2 separate regions of the Mus musculus genome follow, and region 2 is linked to region 1. Evidence: chromatin loops called from intact Hi-C (ENCODE). Cell type or tissue: heart. All regions are shown on one strand. Links, peaks and the distances in the headings refer to the core of each region. The heading gives the core; the rest is flanking DNA.

Evidence for each region. Hi-C counts contacts between places; a loop is a spot of excess contacts. Peaks named below come from ENCODE experiments on the same cell type or tissue, not always from the same donor. Only the 100,000 strongest peaks of a DNase experiment are listed, where the experiment ranks them.
Region 2: a loop joins it to region 1, with 4 times the contacts of the local background. A loop is called at or near these places in 5 of 42 quality-filtered maps.

Annotation. Positions count from the first base shown.
Region 1 is chr11:60,332,902-60,343,733 of GRCm38, forward strand. All of the region lies in intron 1 of Tom1l2 (target of myb1-like 2 (chicken)), which reads right to left. It also overlaps the pseudogene Gm12266. Among named protein-coding and RNA genes, the nearest start is that of Tom1l2, 15 kb to the right of the region's middle. In heart, for the core only: a CTCF peak has its summit at 5,590 (motif pointing left); no DNase peak of the experiment used is centred there.
Region 2 is chr11:60,247,958-60,258,789 of GRCm38, forward strand. It overlaps Tom1l2 (target of myb1-like 2 (chicken)), which reads right to left. Exons shown (of 15, transcript NM_153080.3): 8 at 974-1,107. It overlaps Gm38501 (a long non-coding RNA gene), which reads right to left. Exons shown (of 2, transcript XR_388700.2): 1 at 7,974-10,832; 2 at 6,704-6,859. Among named protein-coding and RNA genes, the nearest start is that of Gm38501, 5.5 kb to the right of the region's middle. In heart, for the core only: CTCF peaks have their summits at 3,469 (motif pointing right) and 6,158; DNase peaks (open chromatin) are centred at 3,501, 6,574 and 8,434; H3K27ac peaks cover 1,018 bases.

The DNA of each region.
Region 1 (10,832 bases), core at 1,290-9,289:
CTGACCCAAGATAAAACCTGTGCTAGGTAGTATGCATATAGATGGGCAAACCAGTCCACACCGGATCTCGATGTCCTTCCCCAGATACAACTCCTCAGGAAGCCAGGGGAGGGAGATGACACCCCCAGCAGGCTGTGCTGTGGGCCACACTGGGCTTCAATCCTGCTGGGGTTTTTGATTCTGAGAAAGTCATGAAAGAGGTAAAATTACACAGCCCACTTTTAGGACCATGTCCTTAAAACTCCCAGAGAGAAAGCTGCAAAACAAGAAATAGTCTTGGTTCCAAACACATAAGCTGTGTGCCGGAGCCTAAAGCCCACTGAGCAGTGCAGTGAGAGCCAGCTTCCTCCAATACCCAGAGGGATAAACATGATTCGTCCCTTCCTCCCACCAGTACACTGTCAGGGTACATCCCTATTCCTCCTCTCTGACATATTTTCCACATAGAAAACAGGAAGCTTGTATGTATACTGACACCTAGAGAGGCCACTCAACCCAATACCAGAACCAAAGGCTAATAATGACCACACTTAAATAGTCAAATATCTATCAAATACATATGAAATGCCATACCACTGCAGATTAGGAATTGTTGTCAGCATAAGGTCCTAAAGTAGACCAGGAAGGGATTATGGATCTAAAACACAAGCAAGTGAGACCACTGCACAGGAGCCATAACACGCTACACACAGCCAGGGAGAGCACAAGAACAGCACAGCGCATGCACAGCGCCTGCAAGGAAGAGACAGGCAGGAGCCCAGCCAGGGAGGGCCTCCTACACCAGCAGCATTTATAAGCCGTTCAGGAGAGGGAGAATCCCAGGAAGTTCCCAACAGGTTTGTCCCACATATGGGGCATACAATATAGAAAGGGAAGGAGAACAGGGAAAGAGGCCAGCTAAGAGCAACTGGTCAGGCAGACCAGGGCTAGACCAAGTCAGCGAAGGCAAAAACCAGGGTGAAACCAATGTTATGGACTCTGAAGACAAACAAACATAAGACGCAACCACCAGCAGTGAAGCCCACAGACACACTGAGCCTGAGTTCAGCAAGGCTCTCCACCTCCTCGATTCCCTTCTGACACTGCTCACCTGTGGAGCCGTCTGTCCTATGTACATAGGAAACTGAGAGGAGTGCGTCCCAAGGACACCATTTTAGAAACATGCCATTGCAAGTGACATTTTCGGGTGTCAGAGTTAGTCTTCTCTGCTGGCAGACTGAATGTGCCCAGCTGACAAGAGAGACTGTGACACCAACAATTATAGAAACAAATTCAACCTAGAATCTGGAAACCAAACTGTTGTTTCCATCTCGTCCAGCACATTCAGCAGACAATATGGTGGGCCCCTGGCAGAGGGCCCTCACTTCTCAACCCTAGCAGCTCAGGGAGACTGGAAGGAAGCCAAACTTCATGACCTTTCAGAGTAGCAAGTGGTGAAAATACCATACAGGTATAGGGTTTCTCAGGGCAAAAAGACAGCACAAAAGAGCACACGTCATGTGACTCCACTCAGCTGCACCTCACCTCCAGAGACAGACAAGATCAGCGGCTGCCTCTGCAGGTGTGCTGACAGGAAGCCTGCCCTGAACAGCATCAAAACAAAACCCAACCAGCCTTGTGTGAGGTTGACTGTCCACATCTTGGCAGGGTGCAGACTACAAACATACACATTTGTCAAGAATGCATCAACTAAGATTTGTACATTGTATTTCCTATAGGAAAAACATAAGGCCCCATCTCAAAAAACCAAAAAGGAAAACCATATCTCAATGAAAACATCAGAAAGCAAATATACAATATTTGTTATACATATAACATATACAAATAAATTTACTATAATCATAACTGTAAGTAAATGTATGAAGTATATGTATAAATGTATAAATATATACACACATATAAATTGGATTCTTAAGACTACCCCTATGGAGGGGTAAAAGTTTCGAGACAAACTGAAAGTCACCTTTTTTTTGCTGTTTGTTTGTTTGGTTTGGTTTAGTTTGGTTTGGTTTGGTTTTTTTTTAGTTTTTCGAGACAGGGTTTCTCTGTGTAGCCCTGGCTGTCCTGGAACTCACTTTGTAGACCAGGCTGGCCTCGAACTCAGAAATCCGCCTGCCTCTGCCTCCCAAGTGCTGAGATTAAAGGCGTGCGCCACCACCGCCTGGCACTGAAAGTCATCTTTTGTCTTATAAAATTTATCCTTACATTGCAGGACTGGGAATGAACCTGAAGAACCTGTAATTCAAATACATAAACAAGTAGGACACGACCTACTCAACATCACACAGAAAAGCAGTTTCAGAGTGCTGACCAATCTCGGATGTCCTAGGTCCTCATTTGAGACGTATTTCTCTGTTTCAAATGAGTACCAGGGGCTGGAGGAATGGCCTAGTGGTTAAGAGCACTGACTGCTCTCCCAGAGGTCTGAGTTCAATTCCCAGCAACCACATGGTAGCTCACAACCTTCTGTAATGGAATCTGATGCTCTCTTCTGGTGTGTCTGAAGATAGTGACAACGTACACACATACATGAAATACATAAATAAATCTCAAAAAGAGAGAGAGAGAAAGAGAGAGAACTGGAGAGATGGCTCAGTGCTTAAGGGCACCAAGTGCTCTTCCGAAGGTCCTGAGTTCAAATCCCAGCAACCACATGGTGGCTCACAACTATCTGTAATGGGATCTGATGCCATCTTCTGGTGTGTCTGAAGACAACTACAGTGTACTTACATATAATAAATAAATAAATCTTTAAAAAAGAAAAAGAAGGAAGGAAGGAAGAAATGAATGCCAGAAAAAGCCAAGAAAACAGAAGCTAAAGGTAGTTTTAGGGACCAGTTTCATTTAAGCATCAAACCCGGAGTTAAGCCAAACTGTTCTTCCTACCAAGCAATCTGAATCAGGAGATTAACTTTCAAACAATAAAAGTATTTACCTCCGTGAGTGAGTCAAGAGCCCTTCTACTAAATGGCATCTGGACACTGCCTCATTGAGCCTCTCTACCATAACAAGTAGCCAAAAGAAATGACTGACAAGAAACTGTGGGTAAATAGAAAGCCCCGTGGGTGGGTGTCATGAAACTGACTCAGTGTGGGACTTGGGAAAGCTCCCACCAAGGCAGGAGAAGCACATGTTGCCTTTGTTCAGATTCCTGGCACAAACTGGAGTGGCTTCTTTTGCTTTGCATTTTCTTTGTGGGAGGGAGTTTTGTTTTGTTTTCTGAGACAGGGTCTTTCTGTGTAGCCCCAGTTGTCTGGAACTCACTAGGTAGACCAGGCTAGCCCCTGAACTCAGAAATCTGACTGCCTCGACTTCCAAGTGCTGGAATTAAAAGCATGTGCCACCATGTCCAGCCTGGATGAGATTACAGGCAGTGGGGGACCCTGAGATAGCTTCAGCAGGAGAGCTAATTGCCACAAAAACCAAGGCAGGTTCAAAAGGTTGGAACTTTCAGTCCATAACAACCCCACCCCATGGAAGGGTGTGGCTCTGAAGCTGAGCAAGCCAGGGACAATGATGTGTAACCAACCATGGCTACCCTGCTGATGCCTCCATAGACCCTGACGGATGGGCTGTAAGAGCCCAGACTGGAGCATGTAGACATACAGGGAGATGTGGACACAGAGGCCTCGGGCTCATCCTCCTTTTCCTGTCCACGCACTGTTTCACTTGGCTGTTCGTGGGCTGAATCCTTTGCATCAGGGTGAGCAGAGAGCAAGCTGAGGTCTATAAGCTGCTGTGGCTATCAAGCAGGAAGAAGGTGTCATAAGAGTTCCCACCTCAGAACTGGCTACTCAGAAGCACAGGGGCAGTGACCAAGGCTCATTGATGCACGAAGAAGGATAGTTGTATAGGAGTCAACCCCTACCCAACGGGGTCTGCACCCACTCCAAGCGGTGGTAGAACTGAGCAGAGTCATAGGACTCCCGGTTGGTATCAGGGGTAGTTTTCACATTTTGGTGTCAGAAGTGTTTGTGAGGGTAAAAACAGCATAGACCTACCCTCTCTGGGTCTGTTTCCCCTATATAAATGAGAGAGACCACAGGAAGCCGGGGCTCCTTTATCTGGAACCCTATGATTGTTTGAGTTGCTGGTCTAGGAATTTCCAAAGTTGGGGCTGGAGGGGTGGTTCAGTGGTTATGATCACTTGCTCTCAAAGGACACACACGGTAGCTCAACCACCTGTAACTCCAGGTCCAGGGGATTGATGCCCTTCTCTGACCTCAGCAGGCTCCTGGTATGCCTGTGGTGCATACACACACATGCAAGCAAAACACTCATACACATGAAGTAGGAAGTGGAGAAGAGGAAGAAGAGGAGGAAGAGGGAGAAGAGGAGGAGGAGGAGAGGTGGAAGAGGAATCATTTCGGAAGTTAACCTAAGAATCTGATTCTCTCTCTGGAAGGCACTAGCAAATTCAGCTTTCAAATTCCCCAGCAATACAATGTCCCAGGCCACATTTCCTTTCTTTGACTAGCCATCTGCCAGAACTCTATGATTTATCTCAGGAGTAGCAGCAAAAGAAAAGGGAGGGGGGGCTGGTGCTTAATAGTATTCCTACTCGGGTCCCTGTTCTCGTCACCAGCTTTCAAAGATTCACAGCCCAATTTTCTGAGATGAAATCTGTCTCTGAAGTTGATTGTGGTGACTCACATTTATAGGCAAAGAGATTATTGCATTAGTTGAAGGCCAGCCTGGGCTACAGTGTGTTCCAGACTAGTTTGGGATATAATGAGTTGTTCTCAATTGCACTGATTTAAAATATAAAACCCCACAGATAATTGTTGGCATGCCTCCCAGACTACCAAGACAGCACTAATGGTTAAAGCAGCAACTGGCAGCCGGGCGTGGTGGCTCATGCCTTTTAATCCCAGCACTTGGGAGGCAGAGGCAGGAGAATCTCTGAGGTAGAGGCCAGTCTGGTCTACAAAGTGAGTTCCAGGACAGCCTGGGCTACACAGAGAACCCCTGAGAAACCAGAAAACAACAATAACCAGCAGCTGGCATCTCCTCTCCATCCACCCACAACCATAGTTCTTCAACAAAATCAGAGAGTGGAGTCCGTGGCTTGTCCTGCTGGAAAGTCTCAGGGCTGCTGAAGGAAGCACACTCTCGAGTCAATCCTCAGAACACACGTGGGCGGAGGACTCTTGCTCTCACAATCCTACCAGGAAGAACTGGGTGAACCAGTACTGATGTGAGGACTAATCTGGGTTAAGACAACTATTCCTAGATTCCAGCCACTGAAGTAATTCAGACATCCATTCGCTCAGTCATACAAATAATCACTAAGCCATTCTGTTTAGGAGCCAAGTGTAGTGAAAAGTTCGGTTTCTTTAAAAACCCACTTATGCTATGTGAATATGTTTTTGTTTTAATCTCAGGTGTGGAATATGGGGCTGCTTCAGATTGTCCACAGTGGATAACTATGATTATCCTGTGCTGTGTGTGTATGTGTGCGTGTGCGTGTGCGTGTGTGTGTGTGTGTGTGATTTTTGCCAGGTGCAGAAAGTTTACCTCTAGGACTCTTGAAGAGAGTATAAATAGGAGAGCCCAGAGGGCCAGGGGCAGCAGCTGCTCCCCCTGCTGCCAGTTCCTGCTATTGCACTTGTCATTGCTGGATTGCTGGGTTCTGGATTGCTGGGTTGCTGGGTTGCTGGTTGGAGATACAACAAAGATGTTGGATTTGCCCCAGAGAACTCAACACCCCAGGTCAGCAGGAAGTAGTCTAAAGAGGTCTATGCCCCTTTTCCCCGCTAACCTTTTTTCTCTCCAGCCTAGTACTAGGAGATTAGAAGGGATTAGGGTGGAACACAGATAGAAAGGTGGCAGATACAAGAGCCCAATAAAGTAGCACAAAAAAAGTGCCTACAGTCAAGCGGGAGAAGTCCCCACTCTGGCACTTATAAACCATGAGCCTTGAGGATGGTCCTTCAGTTCTATGCATCTCAGCCCAATTTTCTGAGATGAAATCCGTCTCTGAAGCTAGATGTGGTGGCTCACATTTATAATCTCAGCATCAGGAGTTTTAGGCAAAGAGGTTATTGCATTGGTTGAAGGCCAGCCTGGGCTACAGTGAGTTCCAGACTAGTTTCAGATAGAGTGAGTTTTTTTTTTAAAGATTTATTTATTATTATAAATAAGTATACACTGTTGCTGCCTTCTGACACACCAGAAGAGGGCATCAGGTCTTATTTCAGGTGGTTGTGAGCCACCATGTGGTTGCTGGGATTTGAACTCAGGACCTTCAGAGGAGCAGTCAGCACTCTTAATTGCTGAGCCATCTTGCCAGCCCGAGTGAGTTGTTCTTTTTTTTTTTTTTTTTTTTTTTTTTTTTTCTTTTTTTTGGTTTTTTGAGACAGGATTTCTCTTTATAGCCCTGGCTGTTCTGGAACTCACTTTGTAGACCAGGCTGGCCTTGAACTCAGAAATCCGCCTGCCTCTGCCTCCCGAATGCTGGGATTAAAAGCATGCGCCACCACGCCCGGCGAGTGAGTTGTTCTTGATTGCACTTAATTTAAAAAATAAAACCCCAAAGAGAATTTTTGACATGCCTCCCAGACTACCAAGACAGCACTAATGGTTAAAGCAGCCGCTGGCAGCCGGGTGTGGTGGCTCATGCCTACTTTAGAGGTAGAGCCAGTAAAATATGAGTCATGCCAGGGACAGTGATGTGCACTGTAGTCTCTGCTGCGTAGGTGGCTGGGCTGACAGGATCACTTGATCCCCGGGGTTGAAGGTCACTCTGAGTAACATATCAAGTCCATGTCTCTATAAGACAAACAAAGCCGGGCGTGGTAGTGCACGCCTTTCATTCCAGCTCTTGGGAGGCAAAGGCAGGTGGATTTCTGAGTTCGAGGCCAGCCTGGTCTAGAGAGTGAGTTCCAGGACAGCCTGGGCTATACAGAGAAACCCTGTCTCCAAAAAAAAAAAAAAAAACAAACCAAACCAAACAAAAAGACAAACAAACAATATCATGTATATGAATGACATTACCTACCTGGAATTTTGTGAGAATTAAAGAAAATTAAGTTTGTAAGATATTTAGCCAAGAAGAGCTAGGGACATAGCTCAGTGGTTCAGTGCCTAGCATGTGCAAGGCCCTGGATTTGAACTCCAGCATCATAAAACCAAACAAACAAACTAACAAAAAAAACCAAGGTACTTCTCTGGGGACCACAGGGTACGAGGGGTGGAAAAGTTAAACCCAGAAGTAGAGCAGGGGATGCGGAACCGGAAGGCATAGCAGAGTCAGCCGACTAGATACGAGTCAAAGGCCACAGGAAAACCCACTAATTAAAAAATAAATTGTGAAGCCTGGTGTGGCAGTGCATTTATAAGCCCAGCACTGGGAGACAGAGACAGGCAAGTTTTGGAGGATCACCCAGCAAGTGTAGCCAAAATGGAGAATACCAAGTTCAGTGAAATTCTGTCTCCAAAAAAAGAAAGTAGATGGGCTAGCAAGATGGCTCAGCAGGGGAGGGCATTCGCTGCTACCAAGCCGGATGACCTGAGTTGAATCCCCAGGACCCACCTGCAGAATAACAGGACCAACTCCCACAGTCTATCTTTTTGTTTGTTTGTTTTCTGTTTTTGTTTTTGTTTTTGTTTTTTTGGTTTTTCGAGACAGGGTTTCTCTGTATAGCTCTGGCTGTCCTGGAACTCACTTTGTAGACCAGGCTGGCCTTAAACTCAGAAATCCACCTGCCTCTGCCTCCCAAGTGCTGGGATTAAAGGCGTGCACCACCACCGCCAGGCTTCACAATTTATCTTTTAACTTTCCCATGTGCACAATGGTGCATGCACTCATACACTTCCACACACAATAAATAAATAAATGTAATAATAAAATAAGGTAGAAAGTGGTAGAGAAAAACACCAGATGTTGACTCCTGGCCACCACATGTACAAGTGTGGGCAAACATCCCCCCTACACACACACACACACACACACACACACACACACACACACACAGTCCTCAGTGGGATATCTGTATCTCCCTTTCCAAGTCTCAGAGAACACCAAGGAAAAAGTACTGTCTACTATTGTCTTCTAGGTGTGACATGCTATTGCACTTTTAAAATATTTTATATTTCATGAGTGTGTGTGTGTGTGTGTGTGTGTGTGTGTGTGCTGTTCCTGAACATGCATACAATTGCCATGGCATGTATGTGGAGATTAAAGGACAGTTGTGGTGGTTAGTTCTGTATTTCCATCCAGTGAGTCCTGGGGATTGAACTTAGGTTCTCAGATTTGATGGCAATTGCCTTCACCTTCTCTTAAACTCACAGAGGTTGTGATCACAGGCAAATGATTGGGCCCAGCACCATTGTGCCATGAAGATGGAGGGCCTCAGGAGGCCTTGCCCATCCCTGAGAGCTCACTAACAGTTAACAGCTGTTATGGGGAGAAGTTCACCAGGGTCCATTCCTCTTTGAGTATTTATAGGCAGGAAATGGTTGCTGGAGGAGGGAGAGACTGTTTTAGTGGTGCCCACACAAGTAAGTTACTTGCGCTTTTGTAAGTAATTCTAATTAAACTCACTGGCTCACAGAAACAAAAAACCCAGAAAAGTAAGAGGAGGGCCTAACTGGAGAGAGCAAGGCAAGGAGCAGGAAGAAAATGAGAGGAAAATGGAGGCTGATACACTCAAATACAGCACATGCTATAAGGGGAGCCTGATGATATGTATGGCCAATACATGCTAAGAGAAAACTTTTTTTGACAGGCTGGGCATGGTAGCTCACACCTGTAATCCCAGCACTTGGAAAACAGATGTGGGTAGGTCTCTCTGAGTTTCAGGCCAGCCTGTTCTACACAATTCTAGACTAGCCAGGGCTATACAATGAGACCTTGTCCAGCCCCACAAAGGGAAAAAAGGTATTTCACCACCCAGCATATGGAGAGGAGCCAGGCTAGCTAGTCCTCATAACCCCAAGTGTTTTATCCTTAGGCTCCACTAAGGAAGAAATAAAAGCATGGCACCAAAGGCAAAAGCAGCAAAAGACAGGCTGGACTAAAAACTGCTCACTGAAGGACAGGAGCAACAAATTAAAAAGTGTCCTACAGAGAGTGGTGGACATCTGCTGTGGGCTGATACCAAGACTACACAGGAAATTCCTAAAACTGAACAAAATTAACATCTCAAAACCTAGGTAAAGAACTTGAGCAGATCTTTCTCCAAGAAGATAGTCAATAACAACATGGAAAGATGTTCAACATCATGAATCATTAGGGAAATACAAATCAAAACCACAATTAAGGGCTTGCACTTAGGAGATCTTACCTTCAACAATGCACAGCACCGTAAGAAACAAACAAACAAACAAACAAAAACAAAAAAATAAAAGGAAGGAAGGAAGGAAGGAAGATTAGGAGAGAGCATACCTCGCCCAGTGCATGGACATTACAAAGGAAAGCAGCAGATCTGAGAACAATTGTTAATAAAGATGGGGGATGAAGTTTGCATGCTACTGAGGGGAGGTAAAGTGCTGTACCTGGGAGACCAGCAAGGTGGATCCTCAAAAATCTACAAGTGGGGCTGAGGTAGAGCTCAGTAGTAAAGCACTCACCTGGCACATGTGAAGTCCCTAGGCCAATGCCCCCAGGGCCACCAAAACTTAAAAATGAATTACCATATTACCTACCAATTTCACTTCTGGGTATATATCTAAACACATGTAAAACAAAGACAAACAGATATTTGCACACGTATGTTCATAGTAGCATTACTAACAGCAGCAAGAAGCAGAAGGAACTTAAATGTCCATCAGTGGGTGCACACAATGGAATGTGACAAAGCCTTTAAAAGGAAAGACAAACTGACATGCTCTAATACATGAACTTTTAAGAAATTGTGCTATGTGAAACAGACATGAAAGGACAGATCCTGGATGGTTCTTCATACGAAAGTCCTAGAGAGTTATGTTCACGGTATCTGAAGCACAATGGCGGTTACCAGGGGATAGGGTGTGGGCCCAGGGGATGGCCTTTCTGGTTTGTGAAATAAAATTGTCAGTGATGGATGGTGGTGATGCTCCGCACAAAAATGAGCACAAGTACTACTGTACTATGTGTTTAAAATGGTTAAATGGGGGCTAAGGGACAGCTCAGTCATGTAAGGACCTAAGCCTGATCCCCAAAATGAAAAGTTCACTAGGAACAGCCTTTAACCCTAGCACTCAGGAGGCAGAGGCTGACAGATCTCTAAGTCCCAAGTCAGCCTTGTCTATATAGTAAGACTCTGTCTAAAATAAAATAAAATAAAATAGCTCTCTGCTCCCCCATACTCTAGAGACAGTCACATCTTCTTGTGCAGTGTCAGCCCCATCGCTCAGACATGATGGTGAAGGTCAGAGTGAACATATTTGGCCATACTGGGTGCCTGGTTACCAGGGCCACCATCTGCTCTGCAGTTGGTAAAGTGGAGATTGTTGCCATCAACGACCCCTTCATTGACCTCAACTACATGGTCCACATGGTCCAGTATGACTCCACCCACGGCAAATTCAACAGCACAGTCAAGGGAATGAGAAGCTTATCATCAACAGAAGGCCATCACCATCTTCCGTACCTGCTAACATCAAATGGGGTAATGCTGGTGCTGAGTATGCCACGGAATCTACTGGTGTCTTCACTACCATGGAGAAGGCTGGAGCACACTTGAAGGGTAGGGCCAAAAGAATTATCATCTCCATTCTTTCTGCTGATACCCCTATGTTTATGATGGGTATGACCCATGAGAAGTACGACAACTCGCTCAAGATTGTCAGCAATGCTTCCTGCACCACCAACTAGCTAAGGTCATCCATGACAAGTCTGGTACTATGGA
Region 2 (10,832 bases), core at 1,998-9,997, 84 kb before region 1:
TGTGTGTGTGTGTGTGTGTGTGTGTGTGTGTGTTGCAGAGGTGCTTCTGACATCTTTGTAATGCAGCCCAATGGGCTTATGGGCAGCAGTCACACATCACACATTATTTCCTGCTGTACATCTCCAGTGAAGGGTTACATGGAACTACTGGGTTAGAGAGCCTCCAAAGCAAACAGTGCCTGTGTTCTGTTCTTACTTATGTCATAGCACTGTCCTCTGACAAACTTATACAGAAACCTGCCAGTCAGCAGAGTGAGTGGCTACAGCCTCCAAGGGGCTCACACTGCTGTCAGGCTCCTTTAATGGAGAAGGCTGGCCTAGAGTCAAAGCAAGCCACAACCCTGGGCCAATTGGGAAGTGCCTAAATCGGTACAGATGGGAGCAGTTTTCCACACTACCCACGTAAAGCTAGGTCCAGAAGAAACCAAAAAAAAAAAACCAACTTTGTCCTGTGGGAGGCTTCGGGAAGAAAAAAGAGGGTTCAAGTTTATCACTTTAAGTGGTTTGGCTGCAGGAAGAAGTGAAGAAAAGTGTGTTTCCCCAGAGAAACAGTGCTCACATCCAGCCTACTTCACTCAATACCCCAGAAGTACTGACATTTACAAAGGGAATGATCTTTTTTCAAGACTAGAAATAGAGGAAATCCTGTTCTTTAGTAAAGGTTCCCCTCCCCCAGTCCTTTTCAAATTCAAAGGATCATCAAAGGAGCAGGTGCAAACCCTGTCTCAGCCCTCCCTGGGACTCACAGGGAGCAGAGGTGGAGGCTGCAGTCAGCTGCCTGCTCTTCTGTTCTCTGGAGAACAAGAAGCACTTTTTCTGTCATCCAAGAGCAAATGAGCATCTCTGATGACTACTCCCCACCTCTAACACCTCCCAGGCTCCCAGGCTCCTCTCCCTGCTTTGTTTATGAATGAACTTCCTCTGATACACCAATCATCTTCTCAAGGAGAAGACCCCGAGGACTTTGCCCCACCTCTCATAGCGGAGGAAGACATTGTTGAGGTCATCGTTGACGTGCAGCAGCTCCTCGGTGACCTCCTCATTGGACACTCGGGAGATGAGCTCCACTATGCGGTGCTGCATGGCTCGGCAGGTCCTGTTCAATTCCTAGGGAACATATGCACTTCTGGCAGGGCCTGCTGGGAATGCTTTTCTCACATTCCACTGCCTTTGAAAGGATTTGCACTGTTTCTTGAAAGTCACAGAAGGAGTACATGCTTGTTCATAAAATCAGGCGTGTGCAGAATGTGAAGTTAACAGCTTCCTCCTCTCCTGCCTCAGAGGAAGCAAGTAGTTCTGTAGGCTTGCGAGCATGTGCAACCACACACACACACACACACACACACACACACACAATGACGGACACACACATGCACGCATTCACACAGATACCCAGACACACACACAGAGATGCACACTCACACGTGCACACACACACATACACACACACACCTCTGAGCATACACAAGTATGTTAGTACAAGTCATTTTTAAAAAGAATATTTAATGCAAATAAATTTGGAAATCAATATGGGATACCTATAAAGATACAATTTAGTAAGGCTATTTAAGCAGATATATTCCTATAATTCCACTAAAAACAAAACAATTAATTAAACCATCACATACAGAAAAAAGCTTTGGATGGCTGAAATAATACCATAACAACCATTTTGCTTTGTCTTTGTCAGTTAAGCTTTCGCCTGTGTTTGATTTGAGTTATAAAGTTAAACCATCACTCTCTAGTGTTAAGGTTGCACCACACAGCTGGGCAGTGGTGGCACACACTTTTAATCCCAGCACTTGGGAGGCAGAGGCAGGTGGATTTCTGAGTTCGAGGCCAGTCTGGTCTACAGAGTGAGTTCCAGAACAGCCAGGGCTACACAGAGAAACCCTGTCTAAAAAACAAAAAACAAAAAAACAAAAAAAACCCACCAAAAACCAAAAAAACAAAGAAACAAAAAAAACCCTGCAACCAATCCCCCTGAACGACTACCAACAACCAACCAACATCTCAGGGCTCTATCATTATAGAGCCTCTGAAAAGTTCCCAGAATTCCAAACATCACACAGTCACAGAATCATCTGCAGCTGTCAAAACCACCCCTCTGCTGGAGCACAAGACAAATCATAGTCAGCTGCTGTGGTCAGTGTGGAGCAGCCTCATATCCCACACCTGGGATTAAAACAAAAATACTCTCTTATAATGTTTCTGTGTTTTTTTTTTAAGTTTTATTTATTCATTATATGTAAATACACTATTGCTTTCTTTAGACACTCCAGAAGAGGGCATCAGATATCACCACGGATGGTTGTGAGCCACCATGTGGTTGCTGGGAACTGAACTCAGGGCCTTTGGAAGAGCAGTCAGTGCTCTTAACCTCTGAGCCATCTCTCCATCACCTCTGTGTTTTTAAAGAAAACAAAATTCCAGAACTGTCACTGCACAGGGGTTGGATGACTTCAACAGCTAACTACAAATCCTTTTAAAAGCGTTCTCTTTATGTGTGTGTGCCTGAGAGGATGCTTGTGCACCACCTGCACGCAGGTGCTGGTGGAAGCTGGAAGACTGTGTCAGGTCCCCGGGAATTAGAGTCACAGGCAGCTGTGGACTGCACAATGTGGGTGCTGGCAATCAAACCCGAGTCCTCTGCAAGAGTAGTCAGTGCTCCCAACTGCTGAGCTATCTCTTAGGCCCAGTACAAATTATTTTTAAGATAGAAAAGCATGATGCTTTGTGCTTGCTTCTCTTCAACAAAATCTCCTAGGCTCCTTTGCCTACGACTTTGTACAGCCTGCCTCACTTCTTCACATGCATCTCACACTGTACAGAGCTTGCTACCTGCTACTGATGGGTACGTGGCTTGTGGTAATCTTTTTCTTTGGCCAACCCAAACAATGTAATTCATACTTATGCCAATTCTTACATAGTTGGGCAAGTACTTGCATAGCATGAGCTCCTTAGAAATAGAATCTCTCTAGTGAAAGTATTACATTTAGAACACAGATTGGTGGTCAGAATAAAAGGCCCTCCACGAATGGGGCAGTTTGCTTGCATTGCCAGCAATGGCAGGACTGGATCTTATGACAGCGTCATGTAATTTACAGTGGCACATCTGTTAAGTTGCTAGGATCTCAGAAGCACCACAGTTCTCACAGAGTTCTCTGTTGGCCAAAGCTGCACCTGCAACCCTCAGCCACCACAGGAGCTCTCTCAACTCTTCAGAGCAGCATCCCCTTAAGACAGACCCTGTACCTCACACGCTGGTTTATAGGAGCCCTCTTGCCCCAGAGCAAGCTCCTAGCTAGGATCTTGTTTGCAGAGAGCCTTAAGCACTCGCTAGGGACCTGCCCTGTTGTATGTCAAACTAAGGATACTACAGAGGAAACATGGCAGGCTGGTCAGGCTGGCCCCTCAGCCTTCCTGTAGGCCATCAGGGTCGAGGCAGAAGTGAAATACTGTTCCTGGACACTGGGGGGAGCTAATAATCCAGTTAGATATGGGAACAGACACTAAAGCTGGCCAAACTTCTCATAGCTCCACCTCAGCACCGCCTCAGTCTGCAGATAGGTCTTATAGACTACCAGATCTAGTCACAGCAAGCACAGGCAATCTTTGCCTCTTTTTGTCTCATCATCCTACTGTCCTGGCTAGGAGACCTCTCTTCCCATCTTCTCACCACCAAGGACAACATGTAGCAGCATTTTCCAATGCTCCCTAGAGAATGAGTACACAAGGCAGGTGGCCCTCTACCCACTCAGTGCTTCAGCTCTCAATGCTATGACATGTGTGTCCTAGGCCTGACTGCTCTCTCTTCCCATAGTGCTCAGCCTCAGAGTTCCATAACGCCTACTAAGGATCAAGGTCTGGCCTAAATGGATCACCCTGGAAGCACTCAAACACAGGCCAGGAGAGACTTGCACTTAGGTAGCTGAGAGTCTGGTATTTACCTGAACAAAAGATCCTTTGAGCCTCCTTCCGCCCTGGATCTGACCCTTGCAGGGCCTGTCATCCTGTCTGCCCTGCCAGAACAGCACCACACAAGGAACGCCAGTGTCTGGGCCTGCTTCTCTGAACAGAACAGACCCCTCCTCTTGGCTCTCCAAAAATTCCTACCCTAGATTTGGAGAAGGAAGTATGGTCCCTGGAAGAGGCTCTCCAACAAAGGCAAAGTCCACCACAAAGGCCCAGGGCAGGAAAGCAGGACCCTTTCTAATACTTATGGCTAGGCAGCAATCCTTGGGGGCTTGGTTGGAGAAAGAGAAGGAAAAAGTCAGTCAGTTCTCATTCCAACTACAGGCCAATGGCAAGGTGGAAGACCTGCAAGTCAGAGGGCACATGGCATGTTGCTGCAAACAGTTCTAGAGCATCACCTTCTAGAGCCCACCGGTCATCTCCAAACATGTCTTAGACATGGATGAGAGGTGGCCTCACGAACTTACCACACTGCTCAGGGATGGCAAGGGGCTGGCCCTCTGCCAACAATGTCCTTTCCTTTCATTAAACTCCTAACGTATCCTTCCAGACCCCAGGATGTGTCCCTACCCCAGTATGTTATCATATAAATTTTCAAAAATATAGCAAAGTGCTAGGCATGGCACATACCTTTCCAGCACTCGGGAGGGAGGCAGGCAGATCTCTCCGAGTTTGAGGCCAGGCAGCAAGCTCTATATAGCAAGTTCCAGGACAGCTAGAGATATATAGAGACCTTATCTCAAAACAAACAAACAAACAAACAAACAAACACACCATGCAGGTGCTGGAGAGGTGAATCAGCAGTTAAGAGCACTAGCTGTTCTTGTAGAGCCCAGCTTTAATTCTCAAGATCCTTAGTTATTCATATGGTACACATAAATACACACAAAGCACTCATACACCTAAAATAGATATATTTTAAAAATACATATATACAAATGTATGTGGATATATATATAACAAAAGTACAACCACTTAAATTTTACAGTGTCAGCTTTGCCATGTAACTCCCACATATTCACCTCCCTGCCCACTCAGAATGTTTTCTAGAGATCCTGGCAGACCCTCCCTTCACAGAGCTCACACAGCATTCCAGACCTGGACTGCATCTGCTGCCTCTCACTGTCAGTACAGCTCTTATAGCAGAGCCTTCAAGTAACGACTAGCTTGCTCTGCTCCAAAGAGTAGCTGTTAGATTCAGATCCTAGATTCACAGAAGAGCCATGCGGCACACTGCAGAGTGTCTTAGACACTGCAGTGTTAGGCATTGTGGTATATGCTTATGATCTCAGGAGGCTGAGGCAGGTGGGTTGCAAGTGAGAGGCCATACAAGACAGCATAATGCAATGCTGTCTCTCGGCAAAATCAAAACCAAGCAACTAACCAAAACTCATGGCTGCAGCTCTTAAAGCATCAGGGTCCCACCTACAAAGGAAGAGAGCAAGGCTGTGATGGCTTCCACCACAGAGCCCCACCCAGAAAGGATGCTGAGGACTAAGCAGCAGCAGCAGCAGCGCACGCAGGAATGGCTAGAGATATTCTCCATACTCATAGGTCTGATCCCAGACCTCTGCAGAGTTGGAGGAAGACTTCCATTACTTTCAAGCCCATTAGGAAAATGCTAGAGGCCTGCTGAAGGAAAGAACAGACAAGTGCGCTCAGACACTAACACAAGAAGCACCTGCTTTGACCGCATTTGCTGCCTCTCTCACCACTCCTCCTGCCAGGGTTATAGGAAGGGAAACCTCTCTCCAGAGTCTCACAGGCCACACTGTGGAAGACTCCTCCAGGGCTGTCACAAGCACTCTGCCCAGGGACAGGCTCACACATTCCAGCCTTCTGACTCATGGTCTCTGCACATTTCCTGACTTCAACTTTTAAACCAGTGTCTCAAAAAAGGGTAAAAAAGAGATGAAATCCCATATATGTAAAATGAAATCATTACAAAGGATATATTAGCAATCTAAAATTCATGTGTCATGATTCAGTGGTGCATTCTAATTCTAAAGAACAACATGCATTTACTTATGGCTCCCAATTGCCTGTAACTCCAGGTCCAGGGGACATGACACCCTCTCCTGACCTCTGCTGGTACCAGGCACACAAGAGAAACAGACATACAGACAAAACATTTATATGCATAACGTAAAATAATACATCTTTAGAGATGGCTCAGTGGTTAAAATGTGCACTGCTGTTGCAGGGAACCCGAGTTCAGTTCTTAGCACACAAAGGGTGGCTCAAAACCACATAACTCCCAACTCCAGGAGATATGGTGTCCCCTTCTGGTCTTCGTCTGTACTTACATGCACATACCCTCACACAGGCACATCATTAAAAGTTTAAAAAAATCATGTTTAAAAAGAAAAGGAAAAAGAGATGGAGCATAACCTTGGGATTTGTGCCACTCTGTGCCAGCCGACCACCCTCATGGCCTCCCTGGTGTCATCTACCGCCATCACAGAAGGCTGTTGGAGATACCTCAGTCCCCCTCTATTCTTAACCATGAGGAGCAGTGACTGATTCTCTCCTGGGCCAGAGGCCAGCAACTTGTGCAGGTCTTTCTTTCCACCATGCAGACTCTGGGCCAGGAATTCCTTCAGTGCCAAGGCCTTCCGCTCTGGCATCCTCCTATCTCTGGTTCTCAGCAGCCAGTCACTTCTGCAAATGCCTGCCGTCAGTCAGAACACTGGATCAAATACCCTCTTTGCTGCCTCGTTAACCCTGATGCAGTTATCTTCCCTTCAAGAGACAGTTTCATCCCTACCTCACAACATAATCTTTTTATCCTCTAAACCCTTTTCAAGGCAAAGGAACAGAGAATTCAGTCCTGAAGACTCGTCCTGTTGCAGCAGCAAAGGGGACGGGGAGGAGGGAAGGTCCACTGAAAGAGAGAAGGGAGAGCATGAGGTGTGGGATACGCTAGATTTTTTCTGGGAAGAATATCTTGGCCACTCTCTTTGTTGAAATGAGATGCACAAAGTGAGCAGGGATGGCCACAAGGTACTCAAAAAACAGCACAGAGAGGGCTCTTTCCATCTGATAGAGACCTATACAATATCCATCACTGCAAAGGCTCAATTAGATCCCAGTAAAACATAGTCTGTTTTGGCCGAGGGCATGTACTTTAGGAAGGAAAACGACAGCTTTGCACTCCAGGGCTCAACCACGTGTATGTATATGTGAGATGCAGGTGGCACGCCATGCCAGGGGTGACATACACTTTAATACTAAGACTCGGGAGGTAGAGTCAGGCATGTCTCTGAATTTGAGGTCAGCATACTCAACATAGAGAGTTCCAGGGCAGCCATAGTTGTGGTAAGACTGTCTCAAAATAAAAAAACACAAAACAAAAGGTACTGGATGGCAGCGGGTTTGACAATACCTGCCTCCTGTGGTGGGCTGCCTGTTACTATACAAGAGGCATGTCACCAGCATGGACACCGGCCAGTAGGTAGGGCTTACAGCAGTCCTTGGATACCCAAGGCTCTACCCACGTGGGTAAGGCATTTTCTTTGTGCTTTTGTCTAGCACAGACCATATTAAAGCTACAGGGAACAGACTTGGGTTCAGTGTCCAGAGGGGCTTTTTAACAATAGTTAAGAAGCTATGATTCACAGAGGACATGCCCTGTGACAGCCAAGTTCACAGTAAAAGCAATCACTCCAGGCACCAAGGAAGGAGATCCAGGCACAGGAAGGGCCGTGCCTTACCCGCAGCCTTCCAGATGTGCATCTGGCCATTTGTACGTTGTCTGCCCTGCTGTGCTCAGAGGCTAACCTAGTTGGCTTCTGGAAACAAATAGTGCTTTTATGACAGCCAGAACAGCCTGTCACTGGGCTGTGAAAAAATAACTGATCCAAGACTCTGGAGAGGGACTCTGGGCACAGGTGTTGAGTTGGAATAGCTGTCTGGAAGATATTGCTCAACTCAGAAAGTAGAGGATCTGACTGACATCTACCCTGGGAGGTGCTGAGAGTCCTCTTCCAACATCTTACCTCCTTGGGGCCTCCAGCAAAGCTGACAGCACTACGTGTTATTGGTCTTGGCCTTTCCTCAGGTACAAGTCACTTTTCCAGGAATCTCCAGACAAGTAGTTCACAAGTTTCCCTGTTGCTCTCATGGGCTGTGGAAGGACACACCTGGAAGACCTTTGCCGTAAACAGGAAGCAACCAAGATGCCAACTGCCCATGAGTACAACTAGCCACAGGTACATCCTGAGGTCAGTACCTCCAATCCCCTCTCCTCCAACTCCCTGAACCTTCTCGTCATCAACTTACACTGTGTCAAGAGCAGCTTGTGTCTGTTGGTGGGAACATTTGGGCTGGTGACAAATATGCTTACTTCTAGTGCCCTGGCTAGCATCCTGAGCTCTGGACTACTTCTGCCCTGAGTAGTCTGGCTGTCTTCCATATTGCCCATGGAATGTTAGGGGCAGATTTTGACCCCTCCATGTTCCAAGAGGACAGCGGCATTTTCCCATATGGAAGGCTCACTATTCTGTGAGAGCCCCTGCCTGCTGGTTGTTGACTGCTGGGGCAGAAGAAGGGCGACATAAGGCGGTGGCCTCCAGCCAGGAAAAGTGAGTCTGTTCACACAGCTACCCGTTTCTGCCTCTTCTACTCTGAAATGACAGCCCCCCGCAGGCTCCCAGACATGGTCTTTTTCTGTTTGATTTATATGACAGCAGTGGGGGCCAGTAGGCTCTGAGTTGGAACAAAACAGAGTGAAGGAAAATGTCATTGGAAGCAACCTATTTTTGAAAACTGAGCTGATGCCAGGAGACGAGGTTCTGTTATTCTTGGCTGATGAGCTTGTTTAAACAAACAAACAAAATACCCTAGAACCACATGCGTGCAAAACATGTACATGCATTCGAGCACACACATAAGTATGCACACACACACACACACAATACGTTCACGCGCACATGTATGCATACACGCACATATGCACATGTGCACACACACACACAGACCATCTCTGCTCTCTGTTCTGCCTGTCTAGAACCATCTTGCTGTGTTCAACCCACCTTCCTCTGTCAGCTCAGCTCTGCCCAGAGCGACAGCCCCCACCCCATATAAGGAATTCCAACACTGATACAACATAGTCACCATATCATACTAGACTGGCCTCAGAGTCCTGTGTGCCCTAGGATGCCTAGCCGAGCCCTCCTGCAGGCTACGTTAGGGGCCAATGATGGTGTATTCAAGGTAGGTGGGTCCACAGAGTAGGTAACACACGATCACCACCTGAAGAATCAGGACCTTGGTTTGCTGCAGGTGTCAGGAGTGAAGTCTGGGAACCAGAGATACTCAGTGCTCCTACTGACTTAGGCCAAGGGTATTCATCTCAGTTTCAGGAGCAGTCTGATGTTCAGGTCTCTTGCAGTCAGCAGTTTCCTTGTTTGTCTCCTGTACTTAGCTGGGAGCTCCCTAGAGCAGAAGCCGTATCTCCTACTGTCCACGACACTTAGACTGTGCTCAGTGCTGGACCAGAAGAAAGTTTTACCATGCCTTGCTCTATAGGAACTAAGAGCTTGGAGTGGGGAGTGGGAACTCCAAGTAGCAGAACCACTGGGCATGTGTATTACCAAAGCACAGGAGCATCAGAGCCAAGTTTCCTGGGTGACCAGTGTGTGTATTCAGCAAAGTGGGAGATGCAGAACTCAGGTGTGCAAGACTGCCAGACAGAAACAGCAGCAGCAGTAGCAGGGGTATCATGAGGCACTCAGGCCAGGTAGGTCACCAAGCCAGCATGATTCCTGATCTGCACACTCATATACCCTATCTCTTGGAGGAGGGATCTGGTACCTGCAGCTCACAGCATCCCCCTCTCTGCCCTTCCAGAAGGTCACTACCCCGAAGGGCAGTGCCACAGCCACTTTCTGTACAGGAGTCACTGCAGGCTAATGTGACAGGGCTCTGCCTCTGCCTCTGGGCCTCACAGGCCCTCAACCAATTGGAGTCTGAGACTGCAGCCTGGCTTCCTGCTGTCTCCATTTCCTGCCATGTTCAAGATATGTAGGGTGGGCTAAGGTACGGTTCAGCTGTGGAATAACTTGTCTAGTGTGCAGGGCCCTATGTCCCAACTCCAGCATCACCATCTAGAGTGTTCAGAGACAGAGGGTGGAGGTGGGGCAGCAGCCTTTTAGGAAGCACAGTGTTCATCCCATGCCTGAGTGGTCCCAGCAGTGAGGCAGAGAACAGGGGCTTTGACTTTACCTCAGAATCTCCTGCCTTAGGATGAGAGACTAGCACTGCTTCTTCTGGAATAAGGCCCAAGAACTCTTATTCCAGGACATTTATATATACAGTATATACAGTAACAAGGGAGCAAAGCCATGCACAAGACTGTACACACAGCATAATTTCAACTCAATGCAAAATGCATGAATACAACAAAGAGTCTAACTGAAAATACATCAAAATATAAACTCCACTTATTGCAGATGGCTAAAAACTAAGGAAAATTATTTTTTTATAGGCACATACTCTATAACTGGTACTTTAAGTCGGGAAAAAGTTATTAAATATGGGCTAGAGAAATGACTCAGCAGTTAAGAACACCAGCTGCTCTTCCAAAGGTCCGGAGTTCAATTCCCAGCAACCACATTGTGGCTTACAACCATCTATAATGAGTTCTGATGTCCTCTTTTGGCATGCAGGAGTACATGCACATAGAGCACTCATATACATAAAATAAATAAATAAATAAATAAATATTTTAAAAAAGTTATTAAAAAATTACAGGACAGAGAGTGCTACTGGCTTCTGCCCCTCTCCAAGAAGTAAGGTTGAATGTGAACCAGCATGGCCTTGGACCCTCTCCGCCATGGTACCACAGTAGGCAGCAC